Regions from separate parts of the Homo sapiens genome. Here region 1 is linked to region 2. A link is a contact called in ENCODE Hi-C or POLR2A ChIA-PET data. All regions are on one chromosome and are shown on one strand. The core of a region is the stretch at or near the end of the contact, and the rest is flanking DNA. Distances in the headings are between cores, read along the strand shown.

What was found. Hi-C counts contacts between places; a loop is a spot of excess contacts on that map. ChIA-PET counts read pairs that join two places held with the same protein, here RNA polymerase II (POLR2A). Pooled maps may share reads with other maps.
Region 1: a loop to region 2 is called in a map with no recorded cell type, with 5 times the contacts of the local background. The contact joins two enhancer-like sites. A Hi-C loop is called at or near these places in 22 of 37 single-sample maps with no recorded cell type and 16 of 50 pooled maps. POLR2A ChIA-PET finds 5 or more read pairs at or near these places in 6 of 52 experiments (BJ, CD8-positive, alpha-beta T cell, GM12878 and 3 more).

What each region holds. Positions count from the first base shown.
Region 1 is chr21:29,097,630-29,102,067 of GRCh38, forward strand. It overlaps a transcript of MAP3K7CL not described here. Among named protein-coding and RNA genes, the nearest start is that of CCT8, 26 kb to the left of the region's middle. RefSeq lists enhancers at 2,339-2,633, 2,461-2,510. Within about 2 kb of position 2,507, at least 3 of the 41 ENCODE cell types and tissues checked have a DNase peak (open chromatin) inside an H3K27ac peak, as active enhancers do.
Region 2 is chr21:29,231,643-29,235,455 of GRCh38, forward strand. All of the region lies in intron 1 of LINC00189 (long intergenic non-protein coding RNA 189), which reads left to right. Among named protein-coding and RNA genes, the nearest start is that of LINC00189, 40 kb to the left of the region's middle. RefSeq lists enhancers at 1,885-2,064, 2,495-2,594. Within about 2 kb of position 1,694, at least 6 of the 41 ENCODE cell types and tissues checked have a DNase peak (open chromatin) inside an H3K27ac peak, as active enhancers do.

The sequences.
Region 1 (4,438 bases), core at 1,257-3,756, 130 kb before region 2:
ATTATGGTCAAATAACACGATATGTAGTTATCATAGCAATTGATTTCACATAAATTAAGCCAAGGAGCAACATAATGAAAACATGCAAAGATATAATTTATATGATGTTTTTAATTGGTCAGAAATGGCTTACTGACTAATGTTATAATATTGGGATTAATAGAAGTAGAAAGAATGTTGATTTCTACCCCCCGCACCCAGATTTTAGCTCAATTAACATAAACTGGTTGAACAGTTAAGGTTGGACAACATCATAAAAAATGTGTGTGGGGACAAACTGTACATTCTATAAACTGTTGTGTCTGTATAATTTGAAGGAATTATAGGGAAAAAATCTAGGTTGTATATTACCTAGATTTGCGCTAATATGATAGCTATATAACTTTGAATTAATTATAATTAAATAAAATAAAAAATTTAGTTTCTTGGTCATGCTAGCCATACTTCAAGTGCCAAGAGGCACATGAGGCTCATGTCTACCATACTGGACAATAACCATCTAGGACATTTCCATTATCACAAAAAGTTCTGTTGGAGAGCACCAGTCTACACAGCACCAGCAAGTCAGTTCCCTTTCTTTGGAATGAAATAAGCTAAATAAAATTTTTAAGAGGGATTTTTCTCTCCGTGTGCTCCACAGTAAGCACTGTCAACTCTATGTTTAAGATGCATCCCAAATCTACCCACTTCTCTTTTTTTCTACTGTTACTCTCTGAGCCTGAGCCATTTTTATCTCCCATCTGGACAACTTCAATAGTCTCCTGACTCACCCCTCTATTTCCATTCTTTCAATTTATATATGGTCTCCATGGAGCAGCTGGAATGATTTTTAAAAAACACGTACTGGTTTTAAATTTCTTGAGAAAAAAAGGAATGTGAAAGAAGGACACAATATTTTCTGAATTTCCATTACTTGTGCCACTGTGCACCGTTCTTTCAAAGAAGCGATCTTCTTTAATCTTTACAATAATAAAGGAAAAGGGAGGTATTATAATTCCTTTTTGCAAAGGCGGAAATTAGGACTCAGAGAGGGCAAATAACTAGCTTGTGTTCACCTAGCTAGTAAGTGGCAAACCCTTTGAAGAAATGAATGGATGATTTAAACAGCCAAGTCCTAAGCTTTCTACTAGACTACCTCGCCAAACATTATTAAGCACTGAAGGAGATTTGTTACTGGGCTTCTTCCTTTTGAGGAAGAGAGAAATTCTTTGTATCTTTCTCTACCTTATCTGCTCATTTATCTGGACTTTGCCTCCTCAGTTATGAGTATAGCAGTCCCCTCAGGGTGAAGTTGAAGGTCTCTATTCTTTTAATTCTCAAAGATGCCAAAGTGGCAGGTACAGTTTTGACCCCATATGGAAAGGGTCTCCTCCCAACCAAGTTGGGCTTGCTCTTCCACGGTTTAGGGCAGTGGTTCACTCATTTTTAGGTCTGAGGCACAGTTTAAAATACTAGCTTTCTTTTCTTTTCTTTTCTTTTTGAGACAGGGCCTGCTCTTTCCCCCAGGCTGGAGTTCAGTGGTGTAATCATGGCTCACGGCAGCTTTGACTTTCTGGGCTCAAGCAATCCTCCCACCCCAGCTTCCCAAGTAGCTGGGACTACATGTGTACACCACTGTACCCAGCTAATTGATTTTTTTTTTTTTTTTTTTTTTTTGTAGAGACGGGATCTTGCCATGTTGCCCAAGCTGATCTTGAACTTCCGGGTTCAAGCCATTTTCCTGCCTTGGTCTCCCAAAGTGCTGAGATTACAGGCATGAGCCACTGCGCCCAGCTAAAATACTAGTTTTTGAAGGCATTTAAAGGAGTTGAAAGATTCAAAACAGCTCACACACAAAAAGCCAGTATAATAACAACAAATTATAATAAAATAAAACATCTCAATATATATAAGTACAGCCATGGTTATCATGGTTGTTATTACGCCCTTCCCCTGCTTTGTTCCACATGTTCCATCTGCCTAGCCTCACTGTATTTAAGAGTCTGTGTACTGAGTTGTAGCAAAAGTATGTTGTATTCCTTTTATTATCTTTATTGCAGCTGGAAGGATCTCTGTGAAGATATTGCAACATAACAGTTGGTCAGAGCAGGTTAGAAACCTCTTCTTCCTTTCCTCTTAAGAAACAGATCTCTATCTTCCTGTGACAGACTAATTTAAAAAAAACAAAAAAGGGGCCGGGCGCAGTGGCTCACGCCTGTAATCCCAGCACTTTGGGAGGCCGAGGCGGGCGGATCACGAGGTCAGGAGATCGACACCATCCTGGCTAACACGGTGAAACCCCGTCTCTACTAAAAATACAAAAAATTAGCCGGGCGTGGTGGCGGGCGCCTGTAGTCCCAGCTACTCGGGAGGCTGAGGCAGGAGAATGGCGTGAACCTGGGAGGCGGAGCTTGCAGTGAGCCGAGATCACGCCACCTCACTCTAGCCTGGGCGACAGAGCGAGACTCCGTCTTTAAAAAAAAAAAAAAAAAAAAAGGAAATGGATCTCCTCCTCCCACCTTTGTCCTCTGAGCGGCAGCCCGAATGAATAGGAAGCTGTCAGCATCAGCCACGTATGCCCTGGAGAGTCACAAGCCTCACTGGTTTTCGGCATGGCTGCCTTTCTTCATCTCAATTGAGTAATCTTCAAACCCTTGTTTCCCCACTCCACATTTCTTAGTATAAATATCATTTCAGTTCGCTTCTTGGGCTACGGATAAAGCAGAGGAGGGGTATGAAATTTTAGAAAAATAGAGATGAATACTTTGTTTCAGTCCTTAATTTTACTGATGAGGAAACTGACTACTAAGAGGTTGCAGTAACTTTCCCAAAGTCATACAGCTAGTTAGAGTGTGGATTTCAGAGCCACACTGGATTTAACTTCCAGTGCTGTCATTTACTAGCTGTTTTGAGTTTGGGAAAGTCATGTAAATATTCTGAGTCTCCGTTTTCTCTGTAAAATGAAGATGATAATAGTTAGATCACAGAGTTGTTGGTTATTGCAAACTATTACGCATCACCTGGAAAAGTGTAGTAGTTATCTATTACGGTGTTACAGATAACCCCAACATTAGCAGCTTAAAACAGCAAACTTTTTTTTTTTTTTTTTTTTTTTTTTTGAGATGGAGTCTCTCACTCTTGTCACCCAGGCTGGAGTGCAATGGCACGATCTCGGCTCACTGCAAGCTCCACCTCCTGGGTTCCCACCATTCTCCTGCCTCAGCCTCCCGAGTAGCTGGGACTACAGGTGCCCGCCACCACACCTGGCTAATTTTTTGTATTTTTAGTAGAGACAGGGTTTCACCGGGTTAGCCAGGATGGTGTCGATCTCCTGACCTCGTGATCCGCCCGCCTCGGCCTCCCAAAGTGCTGGGATTACAGGCATGAGCCACTGCGCCCGGTCCCTCTTTTTTTTTTTTTTTAATTAGTCTGTCACAGGAAGATGGAGGTCTGTGGATCTGGGATTACAGGCATGAGCTACCGCGCGTGGCCGCAAACATTTTTTATCTTACGATTTCTGTGGGTCAGCAATCTGGGTGTGGCTTCGCTGGATACCTCAGGCTCAGCATCTACTACAAAGCTGCATGATAGGTCATGCAAAATGCCATTTACATGGGTGTGAAAAGCAGGAAGTGGAATCATTGGAGACCATTTTCCAGGCTGTCTAGCACAGAGTATCTGCTTCATAATGATTGATTTGGGATTAGATACTGGGTCAAGTAATAATGTCACCCACACAGATTATTGGATCAATGTTCACCTGAAGGCTTTGTTCTCAGCCTGGTCTTGTTTAACATGTTTGTTTTGTTTTGTTTTTTTGAGACGGAGTCTCGCTCTGTCACCCAGGCTGGTGTGCAGTGGCGCCATCTCTGCTCACTGCAAGCTCCACCTCCCGGATTCAGCCATTCTCCTGCCTCGGCCTCCTGAGTAGTTGGGACTACAGGCGCCCGCCACCATGCCCAGCTAATTTTTTGTATTTTTAGTAGAGACGTGGTTTCACTGTGTTAGCCAGGATGGTCTCGATCTCCTGACCTCATGATCCACCTGCCTTGGCCTCCCGAAGTGCTGGGATTACAGGCTTCAGGCACCGTGCCCGGCCACATTTAACATTTTTATCAGTGACTTAGATGATGATATAAAACAATAGTATCTAATTTTTCTTGATTATGTGTCAGTAAAAACTTGTAAGTGTTCACTTCAAATATATATATTTATTTATAAGTTAACACATGTGCCAGTGTTAATCTATTAACTAATAGTGACTTACTTTCATTCATTCTTTAGATTTAAAAAGTTACAAATAGAAGTTCCATTATTTTTTCACCTGAATCCCAAAGGATTCTTATGTACTCTCTGGGTGTGCAAAACCCACCAACAGAGAAAGTGACTGAGAGATGGAGAATGTGGTGGATGTCACAGTCAGGATCTAAAGAAAGTACCAAGATTGGGGCTAAATCAT
Region 2 (3,813 bases), core at 444-2,943:
GTTCAAGTGATTCTCCTGCCTCAGCCTCTCGAGTAGCTGGGACCACAGGTGCCTGCCACCATGCCCAGCTAATTTTTGTATTTCTAGTAGAGACGGGGTTTCACATGTTATCCAGGATGGTCTCGATCTCTTGACCTTGTGATCTGCCTGTCTCAGCCTCCCAAAGTGCTTGGATTACAGGCGTGAGCCACTGGGCCTGGCCCAGGGTGTTTAAGGATAACTTGGTGGGTGGGGGAAGACCAGTGAATTGAGAGTGCTGCTTGGTTGGGTCAGAGATGAAATCATGGCAAGTTGAAGCTGTCCTCTTGTGCTGAGTCAATTCCTGGGTGGGGGCCACAAGATCAGGTGAGCCAGTTTATCAGTCTGGGTGGTGCCAGCTGATCCATCAAAATATCTGCAAAATATTTCAAGCACTAATCTTATGAGCAGTTTAGGGAGGGTCAGAATCCTGTAGCCTCCAGCTGCGTAAGTCCTAAAACATAATTTCAAATCTTGTGGCTAATTGGTCCTATAAAGGCAGTCTAGTCCCCAGGCAAGAAGGAGGCTTGTTTTGGGAAAGGGCTGTTATGGTCTTTGTTGTAAACTATAAATTCCTCCCAAAGTTAGCTCGGTCTATGCCCAGGAAGGGACAAGGACAGCTTAAAGGTTAGAAGGAAGATGGAGTTGGTTAGGTCAGATCTCTTTCACTGTCTCAGTCATAATTTTGCAAAGGCAGTTTCAATATCACAGTTCCTCTCCTCCCTGCTTAGGGAGACAGTGTCCCATAATTGTTAAGAGCACACCCTCTGACTCAAGCCATCTAGGTTCAAATCCTAGCCCTTCCCTTCTCCAGTTGCCGAACTCGAACAAGTATTGTAGCCTCTTCAAGCCCCATTTTTCATATCTGTAAAGCGGAGATCGTAACAAACTGTACATGTCGATGATGTCCACAGAGTTGGATCAAGGGTTACGAATCTGACAGCCCAAACCTCCAGACTGGCTGTGCTATTATTTCAGTTATTCTGACATGGCTCTGATGCAATGTGGACGTCAACAAAGCATTAAAAGTGAGAGACAGATTAGTAAGCAACTCCCTAAGGGTGGATTTTTAAATATGCACTAAAATTGTGGAGAAGTTAATATACTATATTAGTTCACTAGGGCTGCCATAAAAAAGTGCCAGAAGGACGCTAGGTGACTCAGAAAACAAAAATTTGTTTTCTCACAGTTCTGGAAGCTGTGAATCTAAGATCAATGTGTCAGCAGGTTGACTTCTGAGGCCCCTCTCCCTGGCTTGTAGATCTGTGACTTCAGATTGTCTTCCTTCTGTGTGTCTGTGTCCTAATCTTATAAGGACACCAGTCAGATTACATTAGGACCCATGCCAATAACCTCATTTTACCTTAATTACCTCTTTAAAGCCTTTATGTCTGTTAAAGCAAACTATAGCCTGAGAAGGACTCCCTACTTCTATATTTGAGTCCTTGCGGATGAACCGTAACCTAACTTAATAGGCAGATAAAATTGAAAACCTAACTTAGTAGTATGCACCTGTAACAATAGCTAAATCCTAGCCAATCCCAGCAGCCATATTTCAACCATTCATACACTGCTTAGTGCTCAAACTGTGTTCAAATAAGGCAAACGCCAACCTCTAACCAATCCAGCCGTTCTGTACCTCACTTCCAATTTCTGAACGTCATTTCTCTTTTTTTTTTTGGTCTATAAATCTTCCACCACATGGCTGCGCTGGAGTCTTTGTGAATCTGCTGTGATTCTGGGGGCTGTCTGATTTGTGAAACGTTCATTGCTCAATTAAACTCCTTTAAATTTAAACCGACTGAAGTTTTTCTTTTATCATGTCCCAAAACAGGAACATTCTGAGGTACTAGAGGTTTGGAGTTCAACATATACATTTGGCGGAGGTTGCAGGAAGACAATTCAGCCCATAGCATGTACCTACCTAAGGTCTTAACTGGTAAACAAACAAACAAAAAACCAACCTAGTTATAGTTTTAAATTTGTTTCTATTTTATTTCCCATGAGGTAATCTAAAAGAACCTGGGGAATCCAGGTGCTTTTCAAAGCAGTACTTGTATGGTGTTTCATCATTACCTCTCAGCGGGAGGGAAATGAAACTCAGACGGGCCCATTTGGTTTCTATGATACCAGCTTTCCTCACCTTTCTTGGGGAGAGTGATTTTGAAACTATGGGCTACAAAAGACTTTTGGATTATGTGTGAGCTATGCTCTCTCTCTGGGACTCCTACTATGCTTTGTGATTGTGAAAATAAGTGATTCAAAATCTAAGCTGTTGGAACTCTAAATTATTTTGAGCCATAAGGAAATGTGAATTATGGGGCCTGAGTCACAAGACAGGCAGCTGTAAACTAGGCAGCTGTGAACTTTTTGTAATATTTTTGATTGTCTGAATTGTCTTTTCCCTTACCTACATTATTTTGTAAAATGTTGTGAATGGTTGTAGGACGTGCGACAGGTGTAGCTCACCTGCTTGGTCGCCCCAAAGCTCAAAGGAGGAGCATGCAGACAGGCAGGTGCAGAGGCCAGTACAAGCACTTTTGGGCTCCTGTCCCACGGCAGAGTCTAGGGGTGGGTCTCTGTGTCACTCGAAGCCCATGTAGGCATGTATTACAAAGCTCTTTCAGATTTGTTGTCTGCAGACGGCTTGTGTGTTAATCAGCTTAACGGACCCTCTGCCTTATTGTGAGGGCAGGGGGCCAGCGTGACAACTTTCTTTATCCCAAGCTCTTGTCCAGTGTCCTGAAAGAATCAGATCACACATGGGCTTGAAGGATGAGTGCAAGGTTTCATTGAGTGGTGGAGGTGGCTCTCAGTGAGATGGATGGGGAGGCAGAAGTGGGGATGGAGTGGGAAGGTGGTCTTTCCCTGGAGTCGGGCATCCAGCGGCCCAACTCTTCTCCAGCCACCCCTGGCCAAGCTCCCCTATGAGTCCAGACATCCTTCCTTTTCTCTCTTTCTCTGCTGCATTGTTCCACTGTCACTGGTCTGCTGGTTCACTGGTCCACTGGTCTGCTGGTCTTGATGTCCAGCTTCTTGTGTATGTGCCCGCTAAGGTCTTGGGTTTGTATGGGGGCAGGATGGGGGGTGCATGGCAGGCCAAAAGGCAAATTTTGGCCATGAAAACAGAAATGCCTGTCCTCCTTTAGGGCTGCCGGTCTTCAGGCTTGAGGGTGGGCCGTTTGTTGGGGAACCGCCCCCTTCTACCCAGTATTTCCCTGTTTCCTGTCCATATCAGTGAAGGATGCCAGAGGAGACCCCTTCCCTCTTACTATTGACTTTCATTATAGATTAACCTCTTTCTTCTCACACAAAAACTTTATGGCCATCTCAATGCCTCAAGATGGAATGTTAAGCACACTCTTTTAAAATCAAAAGGAAATGAAAAGGAGCGATAAAGAAAAGAAAACAAGCTGCATGGAAAAGAAAAGAAAAGAAACTGATTAATTTGTTGTAACTCATAAACTGGCCCTGTATTGAAAATGTTGTAATCTTGTTAAATTTCTTTGCTTTTTCCTATATAAAAGAGAATTTAGCTTTTAACTTCAGAGCACTACCCCCATTTCTCTGGGACAGAGCATCCAGAAATGGCCATTCCCAGCTTTTTGCTTGAATAAACTCTCTAAAATTGGAATCTGACCCTTTAGATTATTTCAGGTTGACATGATGAGGAGTTGGCTATAAAGTCACTGCTCTGGCAAAGACTGAATTTCTCTCCTAGTATCAATCCAACACCACTGTTGCCCTGATACATACTGCATTACTGTGGAAGGTTTAAAATCAATCTACTTAGTA